4 separate regions of the Homo sapiens genome follow, and regions 1, 2 and 3 are each linked to region 4. A link is a contact called in ENCODE Hi-C or POLR2A ChIA-PET data. All regions are on one chromosome and are shown on one strand. Each heading gives the region's core, a stretch centred on a gene start or an enhancer-like site at or near the end of the contact. The rest is flanking DNA. Distances are from core to core; before and after follow the strand shown.

What was found. Hi-C counts contacts between places; a loop is a spot of excess contacts on that map. ChIA-PET counts read pairs that join two places held with the same protein, here RNA polymerase II (POLR2A). Pooled maps may share reads with other maps.
Region 1: a map of naive thymus-derived CD4-positive, alpha-beta T cell shows a loop between it and region 4 (6-fold over the local background). The contact joins the promoter of C2orf42 here to the promoter of NFU1 in region 4. A Hi-C loop is called at or near these places in 2 of 168 maps with a recorded cell type or tissue (both naive thymus-derived CD4-positive, alpha-beta T cell) and 14 of 50 pooled maps. POLR2A ChIA-PET finds 5 or more read pairs at or near these places in 6 of 52 experiments (CD4-positive, alpha-beta T cell, GM12878, activated B cell and 3 more).
Region 2: a map of sigmoid colon shows a loop between it and region 4 (7-fold over the local background). The contact joins the promoter of SNRPG here to the promoter of NFU1 in region 4. A Hi-C loop is called at or near these places in 3 of 168 maps with a recorded cell type or tissue (B cell, naive thymus-derived CD4-positive, alpha-beta T cell and sigmoid colon), 4 of 37 single-sample maps with no recorded cell type and 11 of 50 pooled maps. POLR2A ChIA-PET finds 5 or more read pairs at or near these places in 11 of 52 experiments (CD4-positive, alpha-beta T cell, CD4-positive, alpha-beta memory T cell, GM10248 and 8 more).
Region 3: a loop to region 4 is called in a map of naive thymus-derived CD4-positive, alpha-beta T cell, with 8 times the contacts of the local background. The contact joins the promoter of TIA1 here to the promoter of NFU1 in region 4. A Hi-C loop is called at or near these places in 2 of 168 maps with a recorded cell type or tissue (both naive thymus-derived CD4-positive, alpha-beta T cell) and 14 of 50 pooled maps. POLR2A ChIA-PET finds 5 or more read pairs at or near these places in 7 of 52 experiments (CD4-positive, alpha-beta T cell, CD4-positive, alpha-beta memory T cell, OCI-LY7 and 4 more).

The regions. Positions count from the first base shown.
Region 1 is chr2:70,188,433-70,194,245 of GRCh38, forward strand. It overlaps C2orf42 (chromosome 2 open reading frame 42), which reads right to left and starts at 2,587. Exons shown (of 10, transcript NM_017880.3): 1 at 2,541-2,587. RefSeq lists enhancers at 1,986-2,095, 2,186-2,235, 2,449-3,034, 2,826-2,885, 2,906-2,995.
Region 2 is chr2:70,291,286-70,297,630 of GRCh38, forward strand. It overlaps SNRPG (small nuclear ribonucleoprotein polypeptide G), which reads right to left and starts at 2,455. Exons shown (of 4, transcript NM_003096.4): 1 at 2,333-2,455. The coding sequence starts at 2,364. It overlaps LOC124906023 (a long non-coding RNA gene), which reads left to right and starts at 2,617. Exons shown (of 2, transcript XR_007086880.1): 1 at 2,617-2,647; 2 at 3,773-4,729. FAM136A (family with sequence similarity 136 member A) reads right to left here. Exons shown (of 3, transcript NM_001329752.2): 3 at 4,691-6,192. The coding sequence ends at 6,004. RefSeq lists enhancers at 1,213-2,120, 2,137-2,616.
Region 3 is chr2:70,245,708-70,251,835 of GRCh38, forward strand. It overlaps TIA1 (TIA1 cytotoxic granule associated RNA binding protein), which reads right to left and starts at 2,921. Exons shown (of 13, transcript NM_022173.4): 1 at 2,698-2,921. The coding sequence starts at 2,723. It overlaps TRG-CCC2-1 (tRNA-Gly (anticodon CCC) 2-1), which reads right to left and starts at 3,354; the gene lies at 3,284-3,354. RefSeq lists enhancers at 1,687-2,502, 2,503-3,317.
Region 4 is chr2:69,434,058-69,440,102 of GRCh38, forward strand. It overlaps NFU1 (NFU1 iron-sulfur cluster scaffold), which reads right to left and starts at 3,378. Exons shown (of 8, transcript NM_001002755.4): 1 at 3,304-3,378. The coding sequence starts at 3,365. RefSeq lists an enhancer at 3,234-3,383.

The DNA of each region.
Region 1 (5,813 bases), core at 1,337-3,836, 750 kb after region 4:
GCCTGTCTCGGCCTCCCAAAGTACTGGGATTACAGGCGTGAGCCGCTATGCCTGGCCTCAATCTCCCTTTTAAAAAAGAATAAATCTTTTAGACTAATTTTAGATTTTCAGAAAAGTGGCAGATAGAACACAGTTCCCAAACACCACTCACCCAGTTTCCCAATGTTAACATCATATATAAACATGGGACATTTGTCAAAACCAAGGGACCAACATTGCCACATTATTATTAACTGAACTCTAGACTTTGCCCCTTTTTTCTGTTTCTGGATCAAATCCAAGATACCACATTGCATTGAGTCATCACGTCTCCTTAGTCCCCTCAAGTCCGTGAGTTTGTCTTTCTTTTTCCTAATCTTGACAGTTTTGAAGAGTCGAATATTTTACAAAATGTCCCTCAATTTGAGCTTGTTTGATATCTTCCTTGCATATTTGGAATCAGTATATTTTGATTTGATATTCTGACCCAGCAATTACACTACTAAGAATTTATTTTACAGACTGACTCCCACATGTGTGAAATGAGGGAAATTATAAGGCAACTCAATGAAGAATATTTGTAGCAGCAAAATATAAGAAACAACCTGATGTCCCTCAAGAAGATACTGGTGTAATTAATTATGGTATGCCTACAAAATGGAATACTTCCCAGAAAATAAAATATTTTTACAGCTGTTTAAAAAAAAATGGCATGGCCGGGCACGGTGGCTCACACCTGTAATCCCAGCACTTTGGGAGGCGAGGCAGGCGGATCACCTGAGGTCGGGAGTTCCTGACCAGCCTGAACAACATGGAGAAACCCTATCTCTACTAAAAATACAAAATTAGCCGGGCGTGGTGACGTATGCCTGTAATCCCAGCTACTCCGGAGGCTGAGGCAGGAGGATCGCTTGAACCCGGGAGCCAGAGGTTGCGGTGAGCCAAGATCGTGCCATTGCACTCCAGCCTGGGGAACAAGAGAGAAACTCCATCTCAAAAAAAAAAAAAAAAAAAAAAAAAAATGGGCCGGGCGCGGTGGCTCACGCCTGTAATCCCAGCACTTTGGGAGGCCGAGGCGGGCAGATCACAAGGTCAGGAGATCGAGACCATCCTGGCTAACACAGTGAAACCCTGTCTCTACTAAAAATACAAAAAATTAGCTGGGCGAGGTGGCGGGCGCCTGTAGTCCCAGCTACTAGGGAGGCTGAGGCAGGAGAATGGCGTGAACCCTGGGGGGTGGAGCCTGCAGTGAGCCGAGATCGTGCCACTGCACTCCAGCCTGGGCGACAGCGAGACTCCGTCTCAAAAAAAAAAAAAAAAAAATGGCCTGAGTAGCTGGACGTGGTGGCTCACGCCTGTAATCCCAGCACTTTGGGAGGCTGAGGCGGGAGGATCACTGAGCTCAGGAGTTCAAGACCAGCCTGGGCAACATAGTGAGACCCTGTCTCTTAAAAAAAAAAAAAGATACACTGTGGAGTGAAAAAAGTGCAGCACTTTGTAATATGCTATTCTTGGTTTTACTCTTTTAAAAGAAAAAAAAAAAGACGAGAGATACACATATGTATCTATCTAGACACACACACATACAATGTCTATTGCATCAGAAGAAACGACATGGGATTTGGGAAACAGAAGTTAGGAGGGAGACTTACATCTCACTGTTTGGCAGTATTTGAATTTTAAAACATGTACTAGTATTACTTCCTAGAGACTCTATATCGAAAGCATATACAAACAATTAACACAACTTGTAAAGAACGTGGATTTGAAACCTGAAAGATCTGCTGGGTATTCTCTTCTCAGCAAGTTTACAAATCAGCCTCCTCGGCGGGAGAGTGTCAAGGGACTGGTGTTGGAAGCGTTAACCCGCGATGGGTTTCCATCCAACCACTACCCAGACCTAAATGTTTGGTGGATTCTGTTTCATGCTTGTGAGGCACAGTTAGGGGAAAAGAACAAATGATCATTACGGATAAATAATAAAACTAGCTGAGTACACTGCGTGTTAAATCCTTTCTATGCATGTACTGCCCACACGATCCTGTGAGGTAGATACTATGTTACCCATCTTAGAGATGAGGAAACTGTTACTCAGATTTGACGGAAGCGTCACAGCCAGCAGGTAACTCACAAACGTGGGTTTGTAGTCGGCTGGATGGCTTGCCAAACCACAAGTGGGAGGATGGAGCACATCAGCCCTCAACGGCCTCGGAACAGCGGAGGAAGACCGCCGGGGCCCTGCAGTCAACGGAGCGGCCGCCCGACTCCGGGACGCTCACCTCCCGGCCGGCTTCCGGGATGGGTCTGCAGCGACACACACATATCCCCTGGGACCTGCTTCCCGGCATCCTCCCCGCGCGAGCGCTCACTTCCGGTCCCAAGTAGGCCCAGGCAGAAGCATCACCTCGCCGGCAGCCGCTCCTTGGACATGCTTTCCGCTGGGAACCCGAGCTCTACACCCCTGCCCCACCGCCGCCCCGGTCCTTGCTCAGCACTACCCCCTTACCTGCCCTGCGCACCCCCCGCGAGCCCCGGGGCCCTTAGCTGACGACCGCCCTCACCTCTTCTCTCTTCGCCTGCCGCGGCCTTTTACAAACGGGGCCAAACTGTTCGCTGTAACGACAATCGTTATTGGTCAGAGCCGCCCACGCGCGGCAAGTGGCCGCCCACCTGAGCTCGCGTTGTCTTATGGGAGTTTTAGTTCTCTCCTTCAGAGACCGCTGAGACACTGGGGGAATGCGGTGGTAGAACATACGCCGACCTAGCGGCTGTAAAGCTCAGGCTCTGCCTTGGAGTTGGAGTGCTTCTGGCCTATCTTACTGGGCGCTCACCTCCAAGGCTCGTCTTGACTCCCTTCTGGCCTGAGAGAGTCCTATTTCTGAATAGACTTTTGCTGGTAATTGATGCAAAAATGACTTGAGTTGCTGGACGTGGTGGCTCACGCTTGTAATCCCAGCACTTTGGGAGGCTGAGGCGGAGGATCTCTTGAGGCTAGGAGTTCGAGACCAGCCTGAGCGACATAGCGAGACCCTGTCCTTACAAAAAATGAAAATTAAAAAAAAAATCGCCCGAGATTTTCTACATTATTAGCAGATGTCAGCTGCGAATTTGGAGTTTGTTTGGAGGTTCTTGCCCACCTGAGTATTCACCTCTATCACATGTATGTTTATGACAAGTTAACTTTTTCTCCCTTAAGTACACTTTGAACTACACTTGAACGTTTTCTCTTAAAATGAGATAAAAAAGAGCTTCCTGTATATCTTAGTTCTGGTCCTTGGAATCACGGAATAAATCTAAATGCTCATCGTTCATGATTGAAGATAGCTCCCGAGTGCAATGTGTTCATGGTGAGGCCACTGTGTTGGAAAACCCTGGAATGAGGTTTTCTGCTCTCCTGACCCTAGTCTGGCTACTTACTAGTGGTAGCAGGTTAATTTACTATTGGGAAACCTTAGTCAACTATTTATAAGAGAAGTGGAACGTTCCGGCCGGGCGTCGTGGCTCACGGCTGTAATCCCAGCACTTTGGGAGGCCGAGGCGGGCGGATCACAAGGTCAAGAGATCGAGACCATCCTGGCCAACATGGTGAAACCCTGTCTCTCTACTAATACAAAAAAAAAAAGTTAGCTGGGCGTGGTAGCGCGTGCGGGTAGTCCCAGCTACTCGGGGCACTAAGGCAGGAGAATCGCTTGAACCTGGGAGGCTGAGGTTGCAGTGAGCTGAGATCGCGCCACTGCACTCCAGCCTGGCGACAGAGCGACTCCGTCTAAAAAATAAATAAATAAAATAAAAAAAGAGAAATGGAACATTCCAGGACTAATGTTTGTAGTATTAGTTCTTAAACTGGAAAGAGAGGGAGAGGGACACAATTTTTCCAGAAGACTTTTTAGTTTTCTTTCCATTTATTATGTAAACTAAAAATAAAATCCCATGCCCCACAGCCAACTGAATGAACCCTCACCCCTTGGCCAAGGGGATGTTAAACTGAATTCTGAATTCTCCTGGGTGGAAAGGGAGGTCGGACATGCCTCCTTATACTCCCTCTTTTGGAGTTTAGGCACAACTGACCACCATTAATGTTAAAAGAGAAATTATAAGAATGGCAGAACAGACTCTCTGTAGCAATAGAATACCAAATAATAAACAAGACCAAAGGCCATGCAAGGCAAGAATTAAGCCACACCCTACAAACCATAACATCTTTTTAAATGAGTTTTTAAATTAACCCTGTATCGTGTGGCTTACTTTCCAGCCTGAATCAGGTATAGCACCACATGATAAAAAGCAGATGCCCCACCCTTATAATGTAAGCATTCCTTTGTACTGACTTCGAGTCCTTAGACAAAGCTTAACTCTATTTTTTTTTTTTTTTTTTTTTTTTTGAGAAGGAGTCTCCCTCTGTTGCCCAAGCTGGAGTGCAGTGGCATGATCTCAGCTCACTACAACCTCCGCCTCTGGGATTCAAGTGATTCTCCCACCTGAGCCTCCCGCGTAGCTGAGATTACAGGTGCATGCCACCACACCCGGCTAATTTTTGTATGTTTCAGAGAGATGGGGTTTCACCATTTTGGTCAGGCTGGTCTCGAACTCCTGACCTGAAATGATCCACCTGCCTGGGCCTCCCAAAGTGCTGGGATTACGGCAGTGAGCCATGGCGCTCTACCAAAGCTGAACTCCTTCAACCAATTGCCAACTAAAGAATCCCTAGGCGGGACACGATGGCTCACCGCATCTGGCCTTTTTCCTTTTTCCTTTTTTTTTTTTTGAGACAGAGTCTCGCTCTGTTGCCCAGGCTGGAGTGCAGTGGCGCAATCTCGGCTCACTGCAAGCTCCACCTCCCGGGTTCACACCATTCTCCTGCCTCAGCCTCCCCAGTAGCTGGGATTACAGGCACCCGCCACCGCACCCGGCTAATTTTTGTATTTTTAGTAGAGACAGGGTTTCACCATTTTGGCCAGGCTGGTCTTGAGCTCCTGACCTCATGATCCACCCACCCTGGCCTCCCAAAGTGCTGGCATTACAGGTGTGAGCCACTGCACCCGGCTCCGCCCCCCCCCTTTTTTTTTTTTTTTTTAATTTTTGAGACAGGGTCTTACTCTGCTGCCCAGGCTGGAGTGCAGTGGCGTGATCTGCAGTCTCAATTTCTCAAGCTCAATTGATCCTCCCTCCTAAGCCTCCTGGGTAGCTGAGACTACAGGAGCTCGCCACCATGCCCAGCTAATTTTTGTATTTTTTGTAGAGATTGGGGGTGGTGGTGGGTCTCTCTGTGTTGCTCAGGCAGTGGTCTTGAACTGGCCCCAGGCAATCCTCCCACCTCAGCCTCCCAAAGTTGCTGGGATTACAGGCATGAGACACCATGCTCGGCTAAAGCCATTTTCAATGAAAAGAATTTGGCCAGATATACAGTGGCTCACACCTGTAATCCCAGCACTTTGGGAGGCCGAGGTGGGCGGATCACCTAGGTCAGGAGTTTGAGACCAGCCTGGTCAACGTGGCAAAACTCCCTCTCTACTAAAAATACAAAAATTAGTGGGGTGTGGTGGTGGGCGCCTGTGATCCCAGCTACCTGGGAAGCTGAGGCAGGAGGATCGCTTGAACCTGGGAGGCAGAGGTTGCAGTGAGCTGAGATGGCACCACTGCACTCCTGCCTGGACAACAGAGTAAGACTCCATCTCAAAAAAAAAAAAAAAAAAAAAAAGGGCGGGCACGGTGGCTCACGCCTGTAATCCCAGCACTTTTGGAGGCCGAGGCGGGTGGATCATGAGGTCAGGAGATCGAGACCATCCTGGCTAACACGGTGAAACCCCGTCTCTACTAAAAATACAAAAAAATTA
Region 2 (6,345 bases), core at 1,205-3,704, 860 kb after region 4:
TATTAGCAGCTAGAAGGTTTGGTGCTTGAATGCTGGGTTAAGTACAGACTCGATTTTGCATACTGTGATAAATTATTAAAGCAGTCACTGGCAAGACTACCGTGGCAGCAAATTTTAAGAAGTGGAAGGAAGAATTCAGTTAAGCCAGTGTATCTCAACTTCTATACTACTGACATTTGGGACCAGTTAATTTTGTATTGTTGGGGGCAGTCGAATAAGCAGTAGGATGTTTAGCAGCACCCTGGTGTCTACTCACTAGAAGCCGGTAGCACCAGATTCCCTACTCCCCATTTAAGAACACCTGAGTTATGCTACACCAGAAGGAGGGCATAATGGTGTAAAAGAAGATGCTATCTGTGAGAAAGCAGAGGAAGAAAAAATTTTTAAGTCATTTTGGCGGCAGATCTGACCGGATTTCACAATTCATGAAACCTACGAGGAAGAGAAAGGTATTAAAACTAGCTTCCTTCTCTGAAATTTTCAAAAACTATGTTATGAATCAGAAAGAAAATCTTAGATTACAAGTAGAGAATGGTCTTTTTGTTAAAAAAAAAAAAATCACCATTTCACCAGTCCCTGATGAATCCAGAGGATACTTACATCACCAAAAATAACTTTCAGATAAAAAGAGTAATTTTCACAATAATTTCTGAGTAACTTCTATTTTTTTTTTTTTTTTTGAGACGGAGTCTCGCTCTGTTGCCCAGGCTGGAGTGCAGTGGCGCGATCTCGGCTCACTGCAAGCTCCGCCTCCCGGGTTCACGCCATTCTCCTGCCTCAGCCTCCCGAGTAGCTGGGACTACAAGCGCCCGCCACCAAGCCCACGTAATTTTTTGTATTTTTATAGACACGGGGTTTCACCGTTTTAGCCATGATGATCTCCATCTCCTGACCTCGTGATCCGCCCGCCTCGGCCTCCCAAAGTGCTGGGATTACAGGCGTGAGCCACCGCGTTGGGCTTATGTTTTAATAATTAATTCCTTAACAGACCTAACTAAAATATACATAGAAGTAGTTTTCATACAAAAGATGGCTTTGATACAAATGGACCTTTAAATGCAAAAATATTATTATTTTTTGAAACAGAGTTTCGGTCTTGTTACCCAGGCTGGAGGGCAATGGCGCGATCTTGACTCACTGCAACCTCCGCTTCCCGGGTTCAAGCGATTCTCCTGCCTCAACCTCCGGAATAGCTGAGACTACAGGCGCACACCACCTGCCTGGCTAATTTTTTGTATTTTTAGTAGAGACGGGGGTTTCACCATGTTGGCCAGGCTGGTCTCGAACTCCTGACCTCAGGTGATCCTCCCGCCTCAGCCTCCCAAAGTGCTGGGATTACAGGCGTGAGCCACTGTGCCCGGCCGCAAAATTATTAAATAGGAACTTTACCTTTTGTCTGACTTCCATGGGCCTGGTAATAAATGAACTAACTATACACAAAGCCAACCACATGCTACGCCAGAAAAAACTGATCCCTGTAAAAATTTTGCATCCTTTGTGCAATCCAACTAATACATGTAGAATTCCAGCATCAGGAAGTATAAGCAAAACAGAAACGTAGTCAGGAAACACATAACCTGTTAAGTCCACTCAAAAAGTATTTGAGGAATTCAAAGCTTTACGTTGAGTCCTACCTAAAGTAAGGCTCTCCTACTTAAAGTTGTTTGACTTTACTGGGTGTGTAGAAAAAACTTCAAAAAATTAGCCTTCTCTGACTAGAAAAAATTAATGTTCTTAAAAAAAAAGAAAAATGAATGTTCTTATATAGTTTCAACATCAGAGCAAGATAACACATGACATTCAAGCTTAACGTAAAAGAAGGCAAGAAAAAGGAATGAGGTTTCTAAGTAAAAGCTCAAACACCTACAAACACATTTGCTAAGACTAAAGTGGCTTTCGGATTCTGATGCCTCACGTAGTTTTAAAAACACTTCCTTCCCTTCCAGCCCCTCCTTAGTTCCTTCAGAGAATTTCCCCCTCTAGCCGTCTATCTAGAACATGATACTATTCGAGATGTTCAACAAAAGGTAGCACTGGAGATCTTCAAGGAACGAGGGACAGCGCCGGGTGACCAGGGGCCAGACCGCGGGACCTGGAGACTAGTCGGCCGGAAGGAGGTGCCGTGGCTGCCGGCTGTAACCACACCGACGCGCGAGCTCTGCGCGGGCTTCACGTCTCATGCGCGGGAGCCTGGCCGGGATCCCGGCGACCTCGGACCGGAAGAAGAAATGAAGTGAAGCGGCTCAAGACATTCGGCTAACGGAGAGGGAACCAAGGGACTCGCAGGACGCAAATAACTGACCACTTCGGTTTGGCTCTCACACATACTTACTTTTTCAACTCGGGAGGGTGAGCTTTGCTCATGGTGTATACTCCGCGGGCTCACAGATGCCTTGGAACGCAACGCACGGCTTTCCTCACGCTCCCGCTGTAGGCCCGGCGTCTTGCGTCTGGCGTCATCGACCTCGTTAGCCAATGGATTGTTGGCAGTTTTTACATTTCACCTCGCGATATCTCAGCGCCTCGGTCATCGTTGAGCTTCCGGTTATGTCCTCAGCGATTGGCCAGGACGGAGGGGTGCGTCCTCTAGGCACCTTTCTGAATTCCGTTTTCCTTGTACAAAATTGAGATAACGGGTATTCCACCGGTGGGTATCCCTGCTCTTTTTCTTTTCTTTTTGAGACGGAGTCTAGCTCTGTCGCCCAGGCTGGAGTGCAGTGGCGCGATCTCGGCTCACTGCAAGCTCCGCCTCCCGGCCTCACGCCATTCTCCTGCCTCAGCCACCCGAATAGCTGGGACTACAGGCGCCCGCCACCATGCCCGGCTAATTTTGTGTATTTTTTAGTAGAGACGGGGTTTCGCCGTGTTAGCCAGGATGGTCTCGATCTCCTGACCTCGTTATCCGCCCGCCTCGGCCTCCCAAAGTGCTAGGATTACAGGCGTGAGCTACCGCGCCCAGCCGGTTATCCCTGCTCTTGTCTATGGAACAGCCAAAATAAATAAAAATAAATAAATAAATAAAAAAAGCCGGGCGCCGTAAATCCCAGAACTTTGGATCTCTTGAGCCCAGGAGTTCGAGACCAGCCTGTGCAACATAGCGAGACCCCTTCTCTATTTAAAAAATAAAATTGAGATATTGAGATAACGGTCCCGTCTCTAGCTCCTGGGCAAACCCGGCCAATCCCGCATGTCTGTGGATCGTATCGCTTATTTTCTTCATATATACCAATATACCAAATGATAATGATCCCTGGAGGAATGGGCCTCTCTCTATATATGTATATTTTTTTGAGACGGAGTCTTGCTCTGTCGCCCAGGCTGGAGTGCAGTGGCGCGATCTCGGCTCACTGCAAGCTCTGCCTCCCGGGTTCACGCCATTCTCCTGCCTCAGCCTCCCGAGTAGCTGGGACAACAGGTGCCCGCCACCACGCCGGGCTGATTTTTTGTATTTTTAGTAGACACCGTATTTCACTGTGTTAGCCAGGATGGTCTTGATCTCCTGACCTCGTGATCCGCTGGCCTCGGCCTCCCAAAGTGCTGGGATTACAGGCGTGAGCCCCCGCTCCCGGCTGGGCCTCTATATTTTTTTGGCAGGTAACCCTACAGCATACTGTCAGACCAAGTAGGGTTCCCGTAACATGTAAATTAGCAGCCTCTGAACCATTGTAGAGTAAGGTGACTGGGTCTGTCTCCAAGAATTTGAATCTATTTCTGACTGAGGGGTCTTGCAAAAAAAATTTTTTTTGAGATGAGTTCTTGCTCTGTCGCCTAGGCTGGGGAGCATGGTGTGATCATGGCTCACTGCAACCTCGAACTCCTGGCCTCAAGCAATCCTTCCACCTCAGCCTCCTGAGTTGTTGAGACTACAGGCGCACGCCACTGCACCCAGCTAATTTTTTTTTGTAGAGACGAGGTCTTGCTTTGTTGCCCAGGCTGTTCTCAAATTCCTGGCCTCAAGAGATCTGCCTGCCTCCGGCTCCCAAAGTGCTGAGATTACAGGGGTTAGCCAGCATGCCTGGGAATTCTGAAATTTTTCAAACACTACCTCCAGAACTCACTGATGTGCTATTGCCCCTGTATATAAAATGTGAAGTGCAGCACACAAACATTTTCTAATATAAGGTGTTCTTTTTTCATGTCAAGATGTGTAAAAAGTGGTCTCGGACTTGTTCCCAGTTGTTACCCCAAAATTATAGAAGACTAAACCAAAATAGAATACCTTGTGTTTAAATAGGGGATAGTTCTCAAAAATTCAGTTAATTCCTGATATTCTGGAATGGCTCTATATAAATATCAATGATAGTAAAGACTTAAACTCATCACATATTTTGCACTCTCTTAGTACTCAAAATCCTAGACACTGAATTTTTTCTAGCAGGGTCATAGCTTTGTACCTTTACTACCACTTGCTATTAGTGTTTAGTTGAAGCTAGAGACCTGACATAGATAATGAATTTCTCTTTTTAGCCTCATAGACAGTTTCTTTTCTACATTAATGAACTTCAAGTCACAATGTCCTAGTCTCCTCTCAAAGTTTTTCCCATTTACAGTGAACCAGTTCTGCATCTGAACCATAACAACTAATTTCCACTCTTCTGGACATTTTAACTCATTTAACCTGTTAAAAGGAGAAGCATCCTGAGAAAGTTACATATTCACCACCCAGATATAAGGAAAGAAGACTCAATAGTGGGGAGAAAATTAAACCTTATTTATTTTTAAAGTCAAACCACTAGGAAAATATATCACAGCCTGGAAACAGCAAACGGACAGGCTATATTATAATTTCAAGTAATAAGTTGGTGAAAATTCAACGAAGTTGCTATCAAAACAATAAGGTGCCATGCTGGGGCAGGAACACTGCCAGCTGCACAAGCCCCAGGCAAAAATGGTATTTGGTAATGGGGGCTGTCTCTCCTTTGCTCTAAGGGAGTCAGCTCATCCTAGCCCAAGTTGCTTACTTTTTCTCCCTTGAATTTCCTGTTGCCAGGGGTTTGTCTCAATTGGGCTCTGTTAATTCAGGGGGCTAAGTAGGCAATGCTAGGTGTAGGCTTTCATTCCATATGTTCTAATAAAACCAGGTTTTCCCAAATCCAGTACTTCATTTACTCTGTTGTAATCAAGTAGCCAACTGCTCCTCTTTTACTGTTCATTCCTAGATACTAGTATATATCACAATCAAAACCCCCTTCTCTTCAAGGGGAAAGTGTTACTGCAAGATTGTCCTGTCATTTTGTTACACACAGCCTCAGGGGCCATCAGCCAGTAATTCTGCTTCCCATAATTAGTGTGTCATCACCTCTCATGTTTCTGCACAGTCTCCAGGCTGAAAGATGCAGCATGTAATAATTTTAAGAAATGTACATCCACATCTTGATGACCAGAAATGGGGATCCACAAGGAACATTTCAAAGTTCTTATCCAAACTAGTCTACCTCCCAGTTCCACATCTTAAAATCAACTTGTATGCCCTTGTATAAATTACCCCAAATCAAGAAAACAAAGACCCAGAAAACTTTCTTTCCCTTCTAAGTTAGTGACCTCATTGATTTTGTTTCACAGCTTATGGAAGATGGTGGGGTGACACTTTTGGTAAACAGGATGTTGGCAACAAAGAGAAAATATCTCTCCTCAGACTCCACCAACTCTAACCTGCCAGCCTGTTAGTACCTGTGTAGTAAGAAGAGTCTGGTACCTTGGAGGGCTCTGGCTTGTTACAGGGGAAAGCCTTACTGCCAGGACAAGCACTGGCCACAGGAAATAATAAGCTCTAAAACTCTCCTGTAATATCTCTGACTCGATTTAGCACCACTTTTTTCCATTTCATTTTTTAGGGACTGAAACATAAAATAACCAGTGTCCAGAGGCAAGTGACATATGCCTTACGCTTGTGGCCATCCTTCATTTCTTCATTCGTAAACTTTGCTTAAAAGACTAAAATTCCCAATTCCTTATAAAAAATATATTCTTGCCCTCAGCCCTGATGGCCACTGGCAAATACTTTTATTTTCCAATTGATAAGAGAGCCTCCTTCATCTTCTTGGTCATAGTTGGGATGAGGTGCATGTGGTCATCCACACACTTGGTCACACAACTGTCCAGCTGCTGCTTCACCTGAAGCTCCTTACTCCCAGCATCTATTGAATCTTTGGCTTTGTCGTTGCAATGCATGGTGCACCGGGCCAGGCGGTCCTGTGGCAAGAAGGAAGAACGTAGAAAAAGCTGAGAGTAAGGCCTCCATTTACTGCGTGCTCATTATGTGTTAGGCCCTGTGCTACAGGTTTAATATGTATTATCTTGGTCAATTAAAGGGACATGGTAGTGTGATTGGCCAAGTTTTTTTTT
Region 3 (6,128 bases), core at 1,671-4,170, 810 kb after region 4:
TGTCTCAGAATATGATTCCAAAGTATTGGTGACAAGAAATCAAATACTGGTATTCTCTAACTTAACATGGAGATGCCGAACACTCAGATGTAGCAAATGAAGGAATTTCCAGTGAGCCATTTAGGTATGTGGGTGATAAAAATTCAGACTCTATTTTATCCTCAAGAAAGAGTAAAATCTTAATTCACTGCTTGAAATTCTACCAGATTTTTTTTTTTTTTTTTTTTTTTTTTGAGATGGAGCCTCCCTCCTGTTGCACAGGCTGGAGTGCAATGGCGCAACCTCGGCTCACTGCAACCTCCACCTCCCGGGTTCAAGCGATTCTCCTTCCTCAGCCTCCCGAGTAGCTGGGATTACAGGCATGCGCCACCATGCTCAGTTAATTTTTGTATTTGTAGTAGAGACAGGGTTTCGCCATGTTGGCCAGGCTGGTCTTGAACTCCTGCCCTCAAGTGATCCACCCTCCTCAGCCCCCCAAAGTGTTAGGATTATAGGCGTGAGCCACTGTGCCCAGCCAATTATACCAGTTTCTTAAACAAATGTATTGATTACTTACCATGGACCACACTAAGAACATATATTGAGAGGCTGTGTTTTTAATGTGCTAAGAACTCTGCTAAGAACATATATTAAAAGCCTCTGACTTCCAGGGTCATTAAAGCAAAAATCTTACATTAAAATTAAAAACACTATTAGGAAAACTTAGGGATTAGTACCCTCATGTTTGGTCAAGGTTTGCCTGACTAGAAAAATGGGAGTTTGGGTTGAGGGAGGTAGAAACAAGAGAAGACTTTTACAGTATGACTACTTTGAGGAAGAGTTTCTTGGATGGGGTGTATTAGTGAGGGATACAAGGCAAAATAAGTAATAAATGTAATAGTTAAAAGTTGAGGACAGGCCAGGCGCAGTGGCTCACACCTGTAATCCCAGCACTCTGGGAGGCCGAGGTGTGCGGATCACCTGAGGTCAGGAGTTCGAGACCAGCTTGGCCGACATGGTGAAACCCCATCTCTACTAAAAATACAAAAATTAGCCGGGCATGGTGGTGCCCGCATGTAGTGCCAGCTACTTGGGAGGGTGAGGCAGGAGAATCATTTAAACCCAGGAGGTGGAGGTTGCAGTGAGCCGAAATCGCATCACTGCACTCTAGCCTTGCAGCCTGGGTGACAAAGTGAGACTCCATCTCAAAAAATTAAAAAGTAAAAACAAAATTAAAAAGTTAAAAAGTTAAGTGGTCAGATACTTCTGCAGTTTCTAAAATTAAACATTTTCAAACTAATACTGAGAATATTAAGTTTACATTATAAAACACGAGCAGTGCCTTAACCCAAAATGCTGATGACTGTCATAGCTAAGAGGCAAGAGGGAAGAGATTCCACCAACACCGTGAGGCTAGTAGTTTTTTAGGGAGTATTCATCTACAGATACAATCTTTCCTAAAACAAAGGTCATGCACTAATTGCTACGTCCTACTGAAAAGATACTTTCTGAGCCTCAGGAATAGAGAAAAGAAATTTCAAGGTTACTAACAGATTAACTGACAATCTATTAAGAAAACAAGTGTAACCACATTTCCAATATAGACAAGAAATAGCAACTTAAAAGTGGAAAAATTTTGGAGGTAAAAAAACAATTACATCGTACTTCAGAGCAACTTTATTAGAGAGCTGCAAAGAGAAACCTAAAATTGCATTTTTAATGCATGGAGCTCTCAAACTGCCAGTATTCCAAGAATATAAACAAAAAGCTATGTCATCCAAGAAAAACAAAAAGCTATGTCAAGAACTCATTGAGCTTTTCTTCTTCCGAGAAATGCCAACAAAGGCAGGATCAACTCATCCGATAATACCTCGAAAAACAAAGAACGCAGTTGGGGAAGCCACACGACAAAGAAAATATCCACGCTCCGGTAATTTAACGCTATCTCTAAAAATTCTCTGTAAATATGTTAGGGCATTTACAGCCCGCTCGTTCAACACCATGTCAATCACAACAGTAGTAAACGACTATAAAAATAATATTAAATCCATTTCCCCTCAATTGATATATTCCTTCTGGGTGAGATTTCCAAATCCTTGGGGTGTCTGGTTAGGCTTTTTGGTCGGTGGGTGCTACAGAAGGAAAGCCAGAGGTTAAAGAAAAATGCTTGGCTTTTTTCCAATTGGCAACTGCAAGAATAAAGTTTACTGCACTGAAAATGAGTACAAGCACCCTCGAGGAGGAAAAAAAATCTTATCACCGAGAAGAAAATGAAAGGAAGAATTTCAGTAGGAAATCAAAAGTAAAATTAAAGGGAGACGGCTGTAAAGATAAGAAGAGGTTAATCAAAAAGGGGGAGAAGCGGGAAAAGGAAAGAAAGCATAGGACAAAAGGAAGGTTCGACGAGTTCTAAAAAGAGGTCTGAATTAAAGTCTTTTCTCCAGGTCTAAGACCACAGAGGGCCCGTGGCGAGAGCAAAGGTCATGCAATGGTGTTGCTAAAGTGAAGGGATTAATTGAGAGGGTTGAGCCCCGTCTCCCTTCACCTCGTCCTCACAGATTGGGTCTTGGTTGTAAGCATCCAGGTGCATGCTAAGGAAACAAAAACCACGATATCGCGGTGTCCACGGAGAACAATAGGCTGGGAGCGGCGCAGGGCCGAGGCCTTCCCTCCGGGACGACCACCATCCCGCCTCCCTCATCGCTGCCCCAGACTCACAGAGTCTTGGGCATCTCGTCCTCCATGGCTGCTGCTGTCGCGGCGGCGCCTCCAGGTCCAGCTCCCTGCCCTTCACTACCTCCCAAATCGTTTAAGCGGTTATGGCTACAGGATAGTGGGGTTTCTCGGCTGACCAGAGGTTACTCCGCCTCCTCCTCCGGCGGCAATTACACTAAACCGCCCGGCCCAGCGGGAACAATGAAACCCCAATACAAGATGGCGGCGAGCCGGGAGCCTAGGAGCAGCCAGCAAAGTTACCCGGGCCGCGCAGGCGCAGAATAATCTTGCACTCTCAACCTCCGGGCCGCCCGGCTACACCTTAATCCATAGGTTCACTTGTTGCGCAGCCGCTCTTCCACCCGACGCGAGGGACGCCTCAGACTGCGCAGGCGCAAGTATTAACTACTTCACGATTTGCGTGAACTTTTTTGTCTTCTGGCTGCGGATTCGAGTGTTTCGACCGCGAATTATGAGGGAGTGGAAACCTTCAGGGACAGTAAAAAGCCTAAATCTTTCCTCTTTTGGAAAGATATATAAAGACTCTTCAAGCTATCTGGTTTTTAGCGAGCGAGAAGCAAAACGCCTATGCGCCGCCCGGGAATCGAACCCGGGTCGCAAGAATGGGAATCTTGCATGATACCACTACACCAGCGGCGCTGTTGACATGCCCAGCCGCCACAGTATTTTAGGAGGAAATAGAAGCAGACGTTCTCTCATGTGAAAAGAATTGTCATGTATTATTTATTCATTTAAAAGTAAAAGTTTATTGACAGTCTGTAATCTTCTGTTTTCCAATAACATAAATAATTTATCTTTTCTCATCCCAAACATAGGAATGGATGTTTCAACTTTCTCTGTACAGAAAAAAAATTTCAATTTAAAATGTTTACTTAAGAAATAAGAAAAAAGAAAAAAAGTTTTACTTAAAAAAGTAAGGATTTTATTAAGAATTTGCGTCGTTGGTGCTAGCCAGATTTTTCAGCGCGGGGAGGATATTTCCAGATGCCAGATTTTTATTTATATTTGCATTTCTTCCGTGTATTGATTGCACATTGAAAAGCATTTAAGAAATAGCTGTTTAGGCCGGGGGCAGTGGCTCACGCCTGTTATTCCAGCACTTTGGATGGCTGAGGCGGGCGGATCACCTGAGATCAGGAGTTCGAGACCAGCCTGACCAACATGGCGAAACCCTGTCTCTACTAAAAATACAAAAATTAGCTGGATGTGGTGGTGGGGGCCCGTAATCCCAACTACTCAGGAGGCTGAGGCAGGAGAATCCTTGAATCTGGGAGGTGGAGATTGCAGTGAGCCGAGATCTTGCCATTGCACTCCAGCCTGGGCAACAGAACGAGGATCCGTCTCAAAAAACAAACAAAGAAACAAACAAAAAACCCCAGCTATTTAATGCAAATTGGTCACAAGAATCTTAAAAGTAAACAAGTCAAAAGATACATAAACTTCAGTCCAACTTTAGGAGGCAGAGAAATTAGAGCTCTGAAATGTGATTCAGTATACTCTGTATGCATTTCACATTGCTTATTATATATATATGTCACTAAAGTAATCCTATGTCTAGGAATCTATCCTACAGAAATAAAACAATTAATTTATAAAGATTTATGTGCCAAGATACAACTGCAGCATTGTTTACAGTAGAAAAAAATGGAGTAACCTGAATATCCATCAATGCCACTTATGGTAATTTATTCAATTTACACCAAATACATGTGGAACTTTTTCTTTTTCTTTCTTTCTTTTTTTTTTTTGAGACAGTCTCGCTCTATCTCCCAGGCTGGAGTGCAGTGACACAATCTTGGCTCACTGCAACCTCTGCCTCCCAGGTTCAAGCGATTCTCCTGCCTCAGCCTCCCTAGTAGCTGGGATTACAGACGTGCGCCACCACCTAAATTAGCCTAACTAATTTTTGTATTTTAGTAGAGACAGGGTTTTGCCATGTTGGCCAGGCTGGTCTTGAACTCCTGACCTCAGGTGATCTGCCTGCCTTAGCCTCCCAAAGTGCTGAGATAACAGACGTGAGCCGCTGCCCCCAGATGGAACATTCATTTTATGGACTATTTTGCAGTTATTGAAAAGCTATTAATCAGATCTGTAGTGTTGAACTGGAAAATATCTATGATGTAAGTTTATTTAAGTTGTAGAAATATTTTTTAAACATAGGAGAATTTACACATCGAAAAACGTGATGTCGGCTGAGCGGGGCGGCTCACGCCTGTAATCCCAGTCTTTGGGAGACCGAGGCAGGCAGATCACTAGAGCTCAGGAGTTCAAGACCAGCGTGGCCAACATGGAGAAACCCCGTCTCTACTTTAAAATACAAAAATTAGCCAGATGTGGCGGCACATGTCTGTAATCCCGGCTACTCGGGAGGCTGAGGTAGGAGGAGAATCACTTGAACCCGGGAGTCGGAGGTTGCAGTGAGCCCCTGGGCCACAGAGCAAGACTCCTCAAAAACAAAACAAAACACCAAAAAAACAAAAACGTGATGTCCTCTTTAAAGTAGTTTCTTCAGACTGTATACATTCTGGATTTTTCATTTTTGGAATTGTCTTTAGAGTCTCTGACACATTCTTCAGATTATTTTCAAAGATATCAAGTACTAGTCTTTTGATGGTGAATAAAACAAATGTTAATGGGGATGGTGTTTTAAAAACACCTTTTTGGGACATCCATATAAAGTGTTTTTCAGTTTAATGGTTTTTAGTTTATTCACAGAGGTGTGTGTGCAACAATCACCACAATCAATTTTATAACATTTTCTTCACCTCAAAAAGGAAACCCGTAGCAATTAGCAGACACTCCCTGTCCCTCATCCCATTCCATGTCCCAGCCACTAGTCTTTCTGCCCCTATAGATTTGCCTATTCTAGACATTTCATATAAATGGAAGCATGTAATATATGGTTTCTTGTAACTGACTTATTTCACTTAACATTATGCTTTTCAGGGTCATCTATGTTGTAACGTGTATCGGTACTTCATTCCTTTTTATTCCCAAATAAAACTCCATTATATGGATATTGCACAAGTACTTTTTTTAAAGTAGTTTTTAAGTTACAAAAGTACAACGTGCTTAGTGTTACAAATGAAATGAAATGGATACATAAGGAAAATATTAAAAATGTATCTTCTTCCTCCTTTTGAGGTAAGTAATATTAATAGATTCATCTGTAATATTCCACATTTTACTCTATACAGATGCACATGTATACACTTGGGATTTTTAGGGTTTTTTTTTTTGTTTTTTGTTTTTTTTTTACAGAGTGTCACCCAGAGTGACAGTGTCTTGGCTCACTGTGAACTCTGTCTCCTGGGCTCAAGCGTTTCTTGTGCCTCAGCCTCCAGAGTAGTTGGGATTACAGGTGTGAGCCACCACACCTGGCTAGTTTTTTTTTTTGAGACAGAGTTTCGCTC
Region 4 (6,045 bases), core at 2,128-4,627:
TAGGCGTGAGCCACCATGCCCTGCCTTTTATATGCTTTTTGGATGGAAACATATTAACCCAGTGTTGTAACTTCACTTCACTTTTTTTTTTCTTTTTTTTTTTGTGAGACGGAGTCTTGCTCTGTCGCCCAGGATGGAGTGCAGTGGTGCGATCTTGGCTCACTGCAACCTCCGCCTCCTGGGTTCAAGCAATTCTCCGCCTCAGCCTCCCAAGTAGCTGGGATTATAGATGCCCACCACCATGCCCGGCTAATTTTTGTATTTTTAGTAGAGACAGGGTTTCACCATCTTGGCCAGGCTGGTCTTGAACTCCTGACCTCATGATCCACTAGCCTCGGCCTCCCAAAGTGCTGGGATTACAGGCGTGAGCCACAGCGCCAGGCCTCTAACTTTACTTCACTCTTACAGAGAAAACTTAATTGGCTATTTTTTATGGCTTTGACAAACTGAAAACAAAGGAAGAAAATGAAAGCAAATATTACTGGAAAAGGAAGTAAAAGGAGACTTTAATAGTAAAAATTCTTAAAATCCCAATGCAATTTACTTTAAAATCCGGTTTACTTGAAAATATCATCGCTATCCATTACCACTGCCACTTCATAGGAGCCATAGAAAAATTTTAAGTACAGGAGTCATTTATAATTGCCAATGGGTTCACTTTGCCCACTGTCCAGATACTGCTAATTCATCAAGACAGGGGATTTGCAATAAAGAGTTTAATTCACATGGAGCCAGCTGAAAGGGAGAGTGGAGTTTTAGTACTCAGTCTCTCTGGATCTGAGGCTAGGGGTTTTCAAGGATAGACTGGCAGGCCAGGGAACGGGTGTTGCTGACTGGTTGGGGATGCAATCATAGGGGTGCGGAAAATGATCCTCCTGAGTGCTCAGCCCGTTTGTGGGCGGGGCCACAGGACCAGTCAGAAATGCAAAAACCTGAAAAGGCTAATCTTAGGTTCTACAAGAGAGATGTTTTCTGCAGGAGTAATTGGGGAAGTTGCAACTCTTAGGACCGCCAGAATAATGGCTGGTAATCATTTACATCTACACCTTAGCAGAATTCAGGCTCCTCTCATCCTCCAAACCTGGTGGTCTTTCATTAGCTTTATAAAGGTGGTTTAATTTTGGGAAAGGGCTATTATCATTTAAACTATAAACTAAATGTCTCCCAAAGTTAGCTTGGCCCAAGCCCGGGAATGGGCAGTCTAGAGGTTAAAGGCAAAATGATGGTCAGTTAGAACGGTCTTTCACTGTCATAATTTTCTGTTAAAATTTTTTCCAAAGGCCAAAATTGTTTGTGATCATACACAAGATCACATTTATCTAATTATCTTCTGCTTAAAATAGGCAAGAAGCAACAGCGGCTGCCACATTTTTTTCTCTCTCTCACAAAACTGGAATTCTTCTCGTGGAAAAGAAAGAGTGGGCACCAATTAAGTATTAACAAAATACAGATGAACTGTTTACTACCTTCAATAATCTTTATATGCCATTGATAAGCAAAAGACTACTGGGATACTGTGGGACTGTAACCCATAGAGTTTCTTAGATGCTATTGGAGAGATAAAAGGATTGGCACCGAGGATTCAAGAGAACAATGGAATCAACACTGAATGGGAATCAAATAATCTGTGAAGTCCTGACTGCCACTCCCCACACTAGCTCCAGTGTTGATCACAGTAAGAGCTGTCACCACTTTATTTTGAGATGGAAATAATCTCGCTTTTCTCACTCTGTCACCCAGGCTGAAGTGCAGTGGCGTGATCTTGGCTCACTGCAACCTCCACCTCCCTGGTTCAAGCAATTCCCCTGCCTCAGCCTCCCAACTCGCTGGGATTACAGGCACACACCACCACGCCCAGCTTTTTTTTTTTTTTTTTTAGTTTCACCATGTTGGCCAGACTGGTCTCGAACTCCTGACCTCAGCCAATCCGCCCAGCTTGACCTCTCAAAGTGCTGGGATTACAGGCGTGAGCCACCACGCCCGGCACACCACTTTAAATTACATGAATCTATTACAGCACTCATGACTGTCATTATTTGTTAATATATTTTTCTTGCTAGACTGCATACTCATTAAGGGGAGAAACTATCTTCATTTCTAGCTGCTAGCACAATGGCCTCAGTTCTTCATCTCTACAATGAGATTAGTTTCACAGCTACCTCATAAATAATCCAGAGAATCCATGTAAAGTGCTTAAACCAGTGCCAGGCCATGCAGTAAGTGCTCAATAAATGGCAGCTGCTACCATTATTTAATTGGTGCCCAATAATTACTAATTGAGTGCAGTTCAAGGTTTGGGGTAAAAATGCCTTTTTCTATAGCTCAGTATCTAAATCTGTGAATACTCTGGAATTTGGAAATGCACTAGAAGAATAATATTCTCGTCCCTTCAGCCCAGGGAAAAGGCAGCAGAATGAATAAAGAGGAAGCACATTCCAACATACAGGTTTAAAGTCTTGTTTTTTTAAAGTAAGAGTGGATTACATTATTCAAGGAAGACATCTACTCAAACACAGGAGGTAACTAACAAAAAATTCTACCAACTTAAATCTTTTTAGGATATACATTTAAACTTCAAGAGCACCATTAACACTACAATGTCTAATACTCTAGAGGGCAAACTCTCCGTAGGCCATTTTCTCCAGACGTAAAATTAAGGTACACCTACATAAATGTCCTCTTAGCAATGTTCACAGAAGTCTTTGAAAGGTGAAACTCAAAGGTAGGGCTCAGGGAGGCGGAAAAAACAAGGGAACAGAGTGGGCTTAATGGTGGTGGGTGCAGGGAATCTAGGGGTCCTGGTTCTCGTCGGAATTCCATCACTTAGAAACTGTGTAACCTTGGACATGTCACCTCCTCTTTCAGGGCCTTACTGGGAAAATGAGGAAACGAGACAAGGTATTTTCTTCCCTTCTGTGTGACATTCTGATTCTGCGTTTAGAAGAGGAGGGAATGCACCCGGTAGAGGGCCTGGGGGCGGGAGAGGCACACGATTTTAAAACAGCTCCTCCGTTCTGGCTCTACAGCCAGTCTCTACAAGCTTCCGTACCGCAGAGACTCAAGAACTGGGTCTCTGAGCCTGAGAGGAAGCTCCAGAGAGTCCGCCCGGATTAGGCCACAGAAGCGCCGAGCTCCCGCACAGACAGCCTCAGGGCTCACCCCCAACTACGGCGACAGGGCGGACCCGCCGGCTCCATCAGATGCACTACCCACCCGCCTCGAGAGAGGGTCTGCAAGGCGGCGACCGCTCCGCTGGCTAAGCCCAGCGGCACACCTATTCGGAGCTCCAGGCTCGTCACCTACCGCCTGCGCAGCCCGGCGGCAACAGCCGCAGCTCCCCAGCCCCGCCTGGCCGTCGCCGCCATCTTAGTCCGGAGTGCCTAAGGGTCTCCCTGACAGAACCACGAAAGATCTGCGCAGCCGCAGGCTGGCCGGTAGCTGGGCGGGCACTGGGAAGAGCCCACCCTACCGGCTGCGGGCGGTCCTGCTGCGGATAAGTGCGGTGGCCTACGCGCCGAGGTTTGCAGGCTACTGCGTCACCCTGACCAAGAGAGGCCGGGGAACCTTTCCCGTTTGCGCCAACGCTTGGTTAATTCACGCAGCACTGTGAACGCATGCGTGTTTCCGTACTTTGTTTTCCCTGTTGGCTAGGTTTTTAGCTGGTGCTGGTGCTGCCTTGCGAATGCTGTTTCCAGCCCCTAAACCTGACCCATTCCCTCCTCTAGGACCCTACTCAGCCTCCAGGCCCAGCTCAGTGACTGCCCCCAAAGACTCCCTGGAGCATTCCTTCTAAAAGGTTCTCGCATTTCTCCTGCCCTTTTCCCATGGGTCTGATGTGGAACTGTGTCTAACCCTTCCTCATAGCTGTGCTTGTCAGCTGCCACTTGGTCATCTTGGACCAACCCGCACAGAGGATGTATCTGGTACAGTGCTGCCCTTCTCCGATTAACATGAGACTTGACTAGTTTCCAGGGCAGAGTGCCAAAGCCCATTACCTATTCTTCCAGAACCTTCCTGGAGTATTCCGTTTTCTCTAGGACAACGGTTCTCAAAGTGCGGACTAGGGGCCAAAAAAAAGCAGGAGAACACGTTAGAAATGCACGTTAGAACATGTTAGAAATCCTGGGCCCCACTTTATACTTACTGAGGCACAATCTCTGTAGGTGGGGACTAGAAATCTTTGTTACTTGCTTTTTTTTTTTTTCTTTTTCCAGAGACAGGGTCTATCTCTGTTGCCCAGGCTGGAGAGCAGGAGTGCGATCATAGCTCACCAAAACCAACTCCTGGGCTCAAGTGATTCATCCTCCAGCCTCAGCCTCCCAAAGCACTGGGATTACAGGTGTGAGCCACGGTGCCTGGCTTTTATTAGCAGTAGTAGTAGTAGTATTTTTGTAGAGAAGAGGTCTCCCTGTGTTGCCTGGGCTGCTCTTGAACTCTGCTGGCCTCAAGTGATCCCTCTCACCTGGGCCTCCAAAAGCTCTTAGGTTACCTCACCCTGCCTAGTAGTGTTTTAACAAACCCTTCCCAGGATTCTGATGCCAGCTAAAATTTGAGAATCACTGTTCTGGAAGACAGAGGACTGGTTTCCAGAATGGAAACAGCACACCTGTTGTTGAACAGGTTGAGGCCACACCCAAGACAACCCTAGTAATTTCTATGGCCCACAGACACATCTAAGAGGGTGGGTGGGTTTCAGGCCTGCAGCTCGCCCGGGCCCGCACACTGAGTGGGCTGTGCCTCCTACGAGTTTGGTTCATTCCCAATGCTGCGTACTTGCTTTTAACTACTAGTGATCTTCCCCCATCCAACCCCCCACCCAGTGATCTTCCCCCATCCAACCCCCCACCCACCCCCCCACACACACCCATTCTAGACCGCAAGGCAGTCCAAGGCTCTGTTTTTGACCCTCAATCAAAAATAAAATGTGGCTCTTCCACCTTGGAACAATCGTTCTTCTCAGACTTCAATTTTTCCCTCTCTGATGGATTCCTTATCATAAGAAAAATCCTGCCTTGCCCCAAATCCTCTTCCACACTCTTTTCTTCCCTTCAGAACCAAGTGGCTTAAAAAAATGGTCTGCACTCTTAGTCTCTAGTTTTTCACTTCCCACTCCTCAAACCCCTGAAACGAGGCTTCTATGTCCCACCATTCTTAGGGCCTGCTCTAGTCAAACCACCCACAGCCTCTGTGCTACTGTGTCCGGAATTGGTGGGTTCTTGGTCTCGCTAACTTCAAGAATGAAGCCATGGACCCTTGTGGTGAGTGTTACAGTTCTTAAAGATGGTGTGTCCAGAGTCTGTTCCTTCAGATGGTCAGATGTGTCCGGAGTTTGTTTCTTCTGGTGGGTTCGTGGTCTCACTGACTTCAGGAGTGAAGCTGCAGACCTTTGCGATGGGTGTTACAGTTCATAAAGACAGCACGGGCCCAAAGAGTGAGCCACATCAAGATTTACTACAAAGAGCAAAAGAACAAAGCTTTCATAACATGGAAGGGGACCCAAGCAGGTTGCCACTGCTGCCTCAGGCACCCTGCTTTTATTCCCTTATCTGACCCCACCCACATCCTGCTGATTGGCCCATTTTACAGAGAGCTGATTGGTCCATTTTACAGAGTACTGATTGGTTTGTTTTACAGAGAGCTGATTGGTCCGTTTTGACAGGGTGCTGATTGGTGCGTTTACAATCCCTGAGCTAGACATAGAGTGCTGATTGGTGTATTTACAATCCTCTAGCTAGAGTAAAAGTTCTCCAAGTCCCCACTAGGTTAGCTAGACACAGAGCACTGATTGGTGCATTTACAAACCTTGAGCTAGACACAGGGTGCTGATTGGTGTATTTACAATCCTTTAGCCAGACATAAAAGTTCTCCAAGTTCCCACCAGATTAGCTAGATACAGAGTGCTGATTGGTGCATCCATAAACCCCAAGCTAGACACAGAGTGCTGATTGATACATATACAATCCTCTGGCTAGACATAAAAGTTCTCCAAGTCCCCACCTGACTCAGGAGCCCAGCTGGCTTCGCCTAGTGGATCCCATGCCAGGG